Regions from separate parts of the Homo sapiens genome. Here all the other regions are linked to region 1. Evidence: chromatin loops called from intact Hi-C (ENCODE). Cell type or tissue: dorsolateral prefrontal cortex. All regions are shown on one strand.

Region 1 (2,500 bases):
ACAATAATATTGGAAATGGCAGCAGCAGCAGGAGTGCTGCAATTGAAAAGGGTAATATCAGTCTCTCCCAAAGGAGCAGGCAGGTAGTTATAAGGAGAAAAAAGGGACAATGAGATTACATTTGCACACCATACACCTACAAGAACTACTCTAGGTTAAGTAGAGTAGTTTGGGGAAAGGGGCATATATACCAGGCCAAAGGACTAGAAACACTGCTCTGCATGGTGTAAGAAGTTAACTCTCCTTGACTCCTAGCACAATTGAACCAGTGTTAGGTTTTGCATAGTATATGGAATTTGTGGAGGGCATTTGGGGCAGACTGAACCCCTCTGGAGTAGTCCTAAATTGAATCATAGTCCTCAAGAGTCCTAAGACTTAGGACGTAAGACTCAAGACTTACTCTTAAAACTTAGGACTCTGGGGAGTCCTGTGGTTTTTCGGGAGTAACACTTTGCTGAATGTCTACCTTTGAGCATCAACAGTGATCCTCAAATTCTTTATGGTGTATGTACAGTCACTAAGTTTTTAGGGCAAAAACATGTAATATTGAAATTAGAACTGGCGTTGAAATCCTTACCCTGCTCTTGGATATATGAACTAGTCTATTCTGGCTTCATGTACGTAGCAAGTTAACTATGGAGGAGTAGAAGCCATTAGAAGAATTCTAGAATTTTCAAAAAGGGGTTCTAAAGGAGCTGAATACATTTTTCAGGTGTACATAGAATTTTTAAAAACCTTCAGGATAGGACTGAATTTTGTGTTTTGTTTTAATGTAATCTCATATATTTAAAGAAATATACTTACTCATCACAGTTCTCAGAGGCAAAAAATTAAACATAGCTAATCAAATAAAATATATTTTTCTGAAGGACCCCAGAGTCAAAGGAAGTAAATGATCTCCAATTTCAGCGTAAAAATAAATAAATAAATAAATGAAAAGAATCAGAGAACAAAAACAGCAACAACAAAACCTAGTTGAAATGGACATGCTGAGTACATTTGAAGATCGATTTGGATTACATTTAGGTACAAAGAGAGTCTATGTCTCAGATGGAAAAATCAAGACAAAGGGTAACTGTGATTTGCACACAATCAACTACAACATGAAAGAGCATTGGACTCAAAGCTCGATGTGGCTATAGTGACCCCTGCTGGAGCCTATCTTTTAAACTAAAAACCTAAGTCAGGGCTTCCATGAGAATAACTAAAATTTTCATAGAAAAACTGATTTTGAGAGCTGGGAGAACGCTTAGAGGACATTTAGCATAACCTCCTTACTTCATAATTGATGAAACAGGCCTTTGGCCCAGAGAGGTTAAATGACTTGCTTTAGGTCACACAGCTGGGATTACCAGAATGTAAAGATGTCTCCTCAATTCTTGGGCCTGTTTCCATCAGTGGAGTTTTCTGTTACAACTAATAAAAGTATCTATAACACACAAAATGAGATGTCCAGGAAAAATCTCTTACACTGATTTTAAAATATTCACTTGATCTAGTTAACTAAAACTCAATTTTGCCGAAGAGAGAATTTCTAATTGATATTAACATGATACTTTTTTTTTCTTTAGCCTTTATGAGTTTATACAACTTTGTATCTGACTCAAATTTATTTTTGGAATGTTAAGTAGTTCTGTCCTTCACTAGGTTACCTATGTTCCACATCTCTATTTTAATCTTTTTGAAATATTTATTTGGATATTCTTTTTACGTCCTTTTCCATTCTTTGCCTCTAAAACTTGTTGATAATGTACTAAGCAAAGGGACAAAAAGGAAACGATGGTAAAGGACCTTATACTGGGATTTTCTGGAAGGCCTGACTCTGATTCTTACCCTCTACTCAGAGCTCTGGGACCACCCACTCATGAGTGCTCTTTGCATCTTCATTTTTCTTCTACCAATCAATACTTCTCTTTCTCCACTCCTTAAATCAGAGGTCCCCAGACATATCACGATCATGGGGTTTGTGCATTCACTCTCCTCTCACTGTACCAGAAGGCATAATCCTGGTCCCTGATCATATTCTTAGGTAGTTATGGAAGCTTTGGCAAAGTCACTTTACTCCTTCCACATTTCCTTTCTGCCATCTTTAAAATAGGTATAATAATATCAGCTATACATACTTTACAGTGTTTCAGGGATGATCTCTGTAATTTTTTCCTCTCCAATTATTCAAGCAGGTAGCCAGGTTCTTTTCTACTTTTTTGTGTGTGTCCGGAATTTTTTGCATGGGGAAAACTTAAGCCATCTGAGGTTTTAAAACTCCTTATCTTTTATACAAAAGATTATGGTAGGAGCCCTGGAGAAGGAAGGGAGAAGAGGGCTTTAAGTAAAAAGAACAAGATAGAAGATTGTCCCATTCTGACTAGAAAGGTTATAGAGGTTTATTGGTTTCATGACCAATTGGGAACACTATAGAGCCTGCTCTGAGGATGCCCCTGAGCAGGGTGGAAAGACCTCAGGGTGGAAGGGTTCATGATGTATGATTCAAAACCTAACT
Region 2 (2,500 bases), 720 kb before region 1:
CCTCTCCCAGCACAAGGAACTGACTCTGGGCACTGAGTATAGATTTTACTTAAAAAAATGTACAATTTTACTTACAGAAAGTTACTCAGCTGGGATGTTTCACTTCATCATTAAGGTTTTCTTGTTTTCTTCCTTCCTTCCCTTCCTTCCTTCCTTCCGTCCTTCCTTCCTTCCTTCTTTCCTCCCCTCTCCCTCCCTCCCTCTCTCTTCTTTCTTTTTCTTTCTTTCTTTCTCTTTCCTTCTTCTTTTTCTTTCTTCTTTCCTTTCTTTCTTCCTTCCTCCCTCCCTCCCTGCTTGCTTGCTTTCTTTCTCTCTCTCTCTTTCTTTCTTTCTTTTTTTTGTAAGAAACAGGGGTCTCTCTCCCCAGGCTGGAGTGAAGTGGCACACAATCATAGCTCACTGTGGCCTCAAACTCCTGGACTCAAGAGATCTTCATGCAGTCTTCCCAGTAACTGGGATTACAGGCACGTGCTACTGCACCCAGCTTTCACCGTATAAGTTAATTGTTAACTTCACATAAGTTTTAATACCTGCAAAAATTATGTGACTCTTCCAGATTCCAATCTTTTCTAATTTGCTAAAGCATACAGCCATCAGAAGTCAACATGCAGAGAAGCACTAACACGGAGTCTCTGCATGTCTTGATAAATGTTGCTTTGATGCAGAATTCAGTTTGGGCAACTTGTGTAGAAGGATGGTCAGAAAGTAATTTTCTGTTTGTTGGGGTGTGTGTCTGTGTGTGTGTGTGTATGTATGTATGTATGTATGTATATGTATATGTGTATGTAAAGAACACAGGTTCTGCAATTAGTCCAGTGTTGTTGTTCTGGGAATTTAAATGTTTTCATTCTCAAAGCAGTTCTGCTGAGTAGAAATTTTCACGTTACCCCATTATACAGACTGAAAACCTGAAGCTTGAGTAGTTTGCCCAAGGTCACATAGCAAGGAAGATCACAAGGCAAAGGAAGATCTTGAACCCTCTAAAGTTCACGATGTTTCCATTATGTCATGCTTGTAAAAAACATGAAAAGAAATGTTTATAATAAAAGATATTAAGTGATAAAACTTCCTTAACAATTTTCTCCTTTGCAATATCAGAAACCTCCAGCAGGCTGTACCCCTGAATCAGTTTTCTAATTGAAGCCATTAAACAATGATTTTCTCAGTGCTTCGGTTGTCGTTGGGTTTTTTGGTATATTATTTTAAATTAAATCTACAACAATAATTTACAAACTTTCACAGGTACAACTGAAAGTCAAAAGAAAATATTGTTTTTGATGCATTGTTTTTAGGTACTTAACTGATTTCTTACGTTAAAATACTGCCCTATTACAATTGGTTGTGAAAATTACTGATGCTTCCACAGCTAGGAATAGAGTTTTATTTCATTCTACTATTGTCAAAATCTACGCTTCTTCATTGCAGGCTACCACATAGACTTAACCTGATTTGCAGAAGTGTGATTAGTTTATCAATATGTCTTCAAGTGTAGCCAAGGCACAATTATTTTAGAATTACCTAAGACAGTTGTTGTGAAAGCATGATCCTCAACCAGCATCATCAACATCAGCAGAGTTCTTGTTAGGTAAATTCTCAGGCCCTACTCCAGACCTACTGTAACAGAAACTCTGGGAGTGGGATCCAGCAATCTGTGTTTTAACAAGTCCTCAGGGTAATTCTGATGCACACCAGTGGATAAGACCCACTGACCCAGGATATTTATTAGAAGTATAAATTTCTGATCCTCACCCATATCATATCAGAATCTCTGGGGCCTAGGAAACTATTTTTTACAAATATCAAGATGATTCTTAGGCACATAGAAGTTTGAGAACCACACTGGTCCATGTGGTATGATTTGAGGAGACAAGGAAGGATCCTTCTCTGAACATTTCTCTCCATTTCTTGATCAAAAGTCAGTTAATTTTGTAGAATTAAGCAAGAACGTCCTTATTAATTTTTAAGTTCATTAATTCACAAATATTTTAGGATGATTTATTTTATTAAACAGGTATTTCACTCTCAGGGGAGAACAGAAGAGTGGACAATTAAAAGGGAGGGACATTACAAACACAGACTACAAAGGCCTAATTTACATATTTTACCTTACAGTCACCCAAGATCTGATTTGCATATATTTCACCTCTTTCATTAGGGAGTGTATCATAATTTTACTATAACATGTTGAGTCTAACATCCTTTGGCCAAACCTTTCCCCTTCCAAAGAAGACCTTGTAAAATCTACTTGGCAGTAATCAAGCAATATGCATAGAGTGTAGGTAATAATGTATTGTAGCATTTATTTGTTGTGTGTGGGGTTTTTTTTAGTGTAAATAGAATCTGTATATTCAAGACATGAGTCTCATAGGATAAATAATCTCATTACTTTGCAATATCACTTAAACTTTTTTCAAACAGTATACATCCAGCTTATTGACCAGACTAGACACCAGATAATTTCCTATTGCTTTAAAATAAATACAGATACAACATGGATGAG
Region 3 (2,500 bases), 280 kb before region 1:
TGTGGGTAAAGGTGAACCAAAAAATTAGTTGGTAAGAAAACTGTGGCCAGGCGCAGTGGCTCATGCCTGTAATCCCAGCACTTTGGGAGGCCAAGGTGGATGGATCACCTGAGGTCAGGAGTTCGAGACCAGCCTGGCCAACATGGCGAAACACTGTCTCTACTAAAAATACAAAAATTAGCCGGGCATGATGGTAAGTGCCTGTAATCTCAGCTACTCAGGAGAGTAGCTGAGATTTATGCTCAGCTACTGAGGCAGGAGAATCACTTGAACCTGGGAGGCAGAGGTTGCAGTGAGCCAAGATCGTGCCATTGCACTCAAGCCTGGGTGACAGAGCAAGACTCTGTCTCAAAAACAAACACCACTGTAAAAATGGAATATTTTTAAGTTCTTCCTCTACAGAAAATAAAACTAGAAATCATAGTCACCTGGTTGTGGCTTCTGCAAGAAAAACAATGCAGACCCATCAGAGGCACATGCTTAAAGAAAGGGCTTTGGCTTTTCTGCAAAGATTGATGGTGAATAATATACATTATAGATGTTCACAGAATATAATGATTCCCTCTTCCATCCAGCTTTTGACCCCTCCAATTGAGAAATTTGAGCCCTAGGAGTTCGAGACCAGCCTGGGAAGCATGGCAAAACCCCATCTCTACTAAAACACAAAAATTAGTCAGGCATGGTGGCATGCACCTATAGTCCCAGCTACTTAGGAGGCTGAGGTGGGAGGATCGCTTGAGCCCAGGAGGTTGGGGCTGCAGTGAGCCATGATCATTCCACTGCACTCCAGCCTGGTGACAGAGTGAGACCCTATCTCAAAAAAAAAAACAAAACAAAAAAAAAAAAAAAAAAAAAAAACGAAAAGAAATCAGTATGTTAAAGAGATACCTCCACTCCCATGCTCATTTTGATATTATTGACAATAGCCAAGATATGAAATCAACCAAGATATGAATGAATGGGTAAAGAAAATGTGGTATTAATATGTATACACAATGGATACTATTCTGCCATAAAAAAAGAAATCTTGTCATTTGGATGACCCTGAAGGACATTGTTAAGTAAAATAAGCCAGGCACAGAAAGACAAATACCACACGGCCTCACTTACACATGGAAACTGAAAAAGTCAAACTCACAGAAGCAGAGAGTAGAATGGTGGTTATCAGGGGCTGGAGTGTTTGGGAGATGTTGGTCAAAGGATAGAAAATCCTAGTTAACAGGAAGAATAAGTTCAAAAGATCCTATGACGTGGTGACTATAGTTAATAACAACGTATTGTTTACCTGAAAATTGCTAACAGATTTTAAGTGTTCTCACTACACACACACACAAAAAAATGTAAGGTAATGTTAGTTTGATTTAGCCCTTCTGCAATATATACATATGTCAAAGCATCATATCATATGACATAAACATAATTTGTCAAAAATTTTTAAGTGTAAGGACATTAGAAAATAAGATTGTTATTTTCATGCATTTGTAAATAGAGGATCTGTAGAAACATCCTTTGGCCCCCAGGGGGCGTAGGGCAGAATGAAGTCAGAGCCGAGGATTTGATCCCTGCAGTTGGCACTCTCTGGTTACCAGGCCTGCCACAGAGAATACAGAAAAAGTACTTTATGTCCACTTCAGAGAACATTCACTGTGGGATGCTGGTACACAAGGGTTGTATATATCTAAAGTCCACCTCTGGTTTTTGGTAAAGTGTAGTAAATATGCAAAAATTGCAGAAACCTCTACTCATTGTACTCTTTTGCTTCTGTGTGTGTATATGTGTCTTTCTGTTTGTCTGTGTCTTTCACTGTGTATGTGTGTGTGTGTGTGTGTGTGTGTGTGTGTGTGTGTGTGTATCCCTGTCTCTCCCTGTCTCTGCAAAGGGGGAGCCCACAGTGTTCCAGGCTTTACTTCCTATAAGAAATACAAGAATACTGTTAAAAGTACATAAACTTGGCTAACTTACGCAGATTAAGTTCTAAATGTTCTGCCAACAGGCTAAAATTGCAGATTTTTCCCTTCGAGAGGAAACAAAACTCAAGCAAACCCCTCCTGTATTCTCCCTTATATTTCAGAGAAATTTCTATCGCTTAGATGTTTAGCATAGTTTTACTAATTTAACAGGATTTTTTCCTCGTTCATCAATTTTTTTTTTTTTTTGAGACAGTCTCGCTTTGTCACCAGGCTGGAGTGTAGTGGCACAATCTCGGCTCACTGCAACCTATGCCTCCCGGGTTCAAGCGATTCTCCTGCCTCAGCCTCCTGAGTAGCTGGGACTACAGGCACACACCACCAAGCCCAGCTAATTTTTATATTTTTAGTAGAGATGGGGTTTCACCATGTTGGCCAGGATGGTCTTGATTTCTTGACCTCGTGATCCGCCCGTCTTGGCCTCCCCAAGTCCCGGGATTACAGGCATGAGCCACTGCTCCTGGTCAATATTTTATTGAAATGTTTCAAGCAGCACTAACAGCACAATATTCACTGTAAGAATTTCATACACC
Region 4 (2,500 bases), 190 kb before region 1:
GGAGTTCAAGACCAGCCTGGCCAACGTGGCGAAATCCCCTCTCTACTAAAAATACAAAATTAGCTGGATGTGGTGGCGGGGGCCTGTAATCCCAGCTACTCCAGAGGCTGAGGCAGGAAAATTGCTTGAACCCGGGAGGTGGAGGTTGCAGTGAGCCAAGATTGTACCATTGCACTTCAGCCTGGGCGACAGAGCGAGACTCCATCTTAAAAAAAAAAAGCAGATTCTTTCCCTGCCCCATCTCTAGTTTAGTCTGGAATTTGGCCCAAGAATTTGCATTTCTAACAAGTTCTCAGGTAATGATGATTCTAGGGGGAGGGGAGTTCACTTTAGGAACAATTTTTGTAAGGTGTTCAGACTACAGTTTGTTATTCAGAAAGCCTTTATTTTCAGAATTTTTAGTAGAATTTTAGTATTACACATAATTGCTTAGTGTAGGCTTAGTATATATACATTTTTAATCTGTTAAAAGAAAATCTTCATACAAATTTAACACTTTATCTGAGCAAAGAACAATTCATGAATCTGGCAGCATGCAGAACCAGAAGAGGTTGAGAGAGCTCCACCTTGCAGCATGAGCAGTGAGCTTCCATAGGTTGAATGTGGAAGCAAATTAGAGAAATTACCTGATTGGCTACCGCAAGGCATTTGCCTTATTTGGGCATGGTGTGATGAGATATTTACTCTCTGTGGGTGTGGTCTGATCAGTTGGCTGCCTATGATTGGCTGAAACATGGCTGTTTGTTACAAAACTATACTCTTAAATTAGGTTTCAGTTTATTTTCTTACTAAGGTTGCAATTTATTATGAAGGAACTCAAAGTGCAGAGAGACAGTCTCAGTTCAATGGCTTCTGCTTATTTAACATACCCTAGTACAGAAGTGTGAGAATAACGTGGAGCTAACAGGGCTTAAAAGGCATAGGAATAGTACTTGCTTGATTCTGGTCAATAAATTTTTTCTTACAATAATGTAAAAGAATTTTGTTAAGAATTTGTACAGTCCAAAAGATGGCGCCACAGAGCTTGGTTCCCACGGCTTTCCTTTTGTTTTTGTTATAGAAGGTTTTATTTTTTCCAGTATAGAAAATGACAGTTTTATTTTCTCTTGTTACCCACCATGAAGAGTAGCACAGTATCTTTAATATTTTAGAAATTCAAACATTTACTCAGTATTTTGAAATACAGTAAAATAAAAATGAATGTTACTGAGTGGTTCTCCACATGGTAGATCAGAATTATGTAAAATTATTCCAGTGTTTCTGAAAGAGAAACAATTTTTTTATGAATAGATATTTAAATGACTAAATTTATTCTGTTTCTGGGGAAGACAAATTTTTTTATCTCTTTTGCCATTTATATAAAACATCTGGGGTTGCATTTTCTTAAGTTAATATGAGGGGACGTCAAAAAGTTTGTGGAAAAATGGAATTAATTAAGATAGAAATAAAAATAACTTTTTTTCTCAACATAAGCTCCGTCAAATTTAAGGTACTTCTTTTGTCAGCAGTGATACCAGTCATTTAGTCCATCCCTAAATAATTGAGGGTCCTGGGAATTTAACTATGCAAATGCAGTGTTTTTTATATTGGTAACTGAAGAAAAATGGGTGCCATCTACAGATTTTTAAAGACTGGTGTGTTAGTCTGTTTGGGTTCCTATAGAAGAATACCTGAGGCTGGGTATTTTATTTGGCTCACAGTTCTGCAGGGTGTGCAAGAACCATGGCACTAGCATCTGCTTCTGGTGAGGGCTTCAGGTAACTTCCAATTATAGCAGAAGGGGAAGGAGAGCTGGCATATCACATAGCGAGAGAGGGAGTGAGAAAGAGAGAAGGTGCTACATTCTTTTAAACAGCCAGCTTTTGTATGAACTGATAGAGCGAGAACTTATTCGTTACTGTGGGGATGTACCAAGCCATTCATGAGGGATCTGCCCCCATGACCACACCTTCCATTTGGCCCCAACTCTAATGTTGGAGAATAAATTTCAACATGAGATTTGGAGGGGACAGATATCCAATCTATATCAATTAGGAAACATAAAGGAGTAAGAAGGAGCCAAATCAGGTCTATAAGGTGGATGCCTAATAATTTCCCATTGAAACTCTCAAAATTGCCCTTGTTTGATGAGCGGAGTAAGTAGGGGCATTTACATAGTGTATGAGGAGTCTCTGATGAAACTTTGGGCCTTTTTCCGCTAAAGCTTTGGCTAACTTTTCATGATAGTTCTTTGGTGTTCCAGAAAGTCAACCAGCAACCTGCCTTGAGCGTCCCAAAGAATTGTTGCCAACCTTTGCTCTTGACCAGTCTGCTTGTGCTTTGACTGGACCACTTCTCTCTCTTGGTAGCCATTGTGGTTGTGCTTTATCTTCAGGATCATACTGGTAAAGCCATGTTTCATCTCCTGTTACAGTTCTTCAAAGAAATGCTTCAGGATCTTGATCTCACTTACTTAAAATTTCCATTGAAAGCTCTGTTCTTGTCTGCAGCAGATCTGGAT

What was found. Hi-C counts contacts between places; a loop is a spot of excess contacts. Peaks named below come from ENCODE experiments on the same cell type or tissue, not always from the same donor. Only the 100,000 strongest peaks of a DNase experiment are listed, where the experiment ranks them.
Region 2: it touches region 1 in a loop (4-fold over the local background); 29 of 110 quality-filtered maps call a loop at or near these places.
Region 3: it touches region 1 in a loop (5-fold over the local background); 67 of 110 quality-filtered maps call a loop at or near these places.
Region 4: a loop joins it to region 1, with 4 times the contacts of the local background. A loop is called at or near these places in 77 of 110 quality-filtered maps.

What each region holds. Positions count from the first base shown.
Region 1 is chr2:190,087,686-190,090,185 of GRCh38, reverse strand. It overlaps a transcript of AKAP19 not described here. Among named protein-coding and RNA genes, the nearest start is that of MSTN, 26 kb to the right of the region's middle. In dorsolateral prefrontal cortex, CTCF peaks have their summits at 942 and 1,143 (motif pointing left); a DNase peak (open chromatin) is centred at 1,125; H3K27ac peaks cover 1,627 bases.
Region 2 is chr2:190,803,022-190,805,521 of GRCh38, reverse strand. No RefSeq gene overlaps it. Among named protein-coding and RNA genes, the nearest start is that of GLS, 77 kb to the left of the region's middle. In dorsolateral prefrontal cortex, a CTCF peak has its summit at 1,124; no DNase peak of the experiment used is centred here.
Region 3 is chr2:190,371,591-190,374,090 of GRCh38, reverse strand. It overlaps INPP1 (inositol polyphosphate-1-phosphatase), which reads right to left. Exons shown (of 7, transcript NM_001128928.2): 7 at 2,426-2,500. Among named protein-coding and RNA genes, the nearest start is that of INPP1, 29 kb to the right of the region's middle. In dorsolateral prefrontal cortex, a CTCF peak has its summit at 1,517 (motif pointing right); a DNase peak (open chromatin) is centred at 1,540; H3K27ac peaks cover 1,633 bases.
Region 4 is chr2:190,275,931-190,278,430 of GRCh38, reverse strand. All of the region lies in intron 6 of HIBCH (3-hydroxyisobutyryl-CoA hydrolase), which reads left to right. Among named protein-coding and RNA genes, the nearest start is that of HIBCH, 43 kb to the left of the region's middle. RefSeq lists an enhancer at 514-808. In dorsolateral prefrontal cortex, CTCF peaks have their summits at 833 and 1,034 (motif pointing right); no DNase peak of the experiment used is centred here.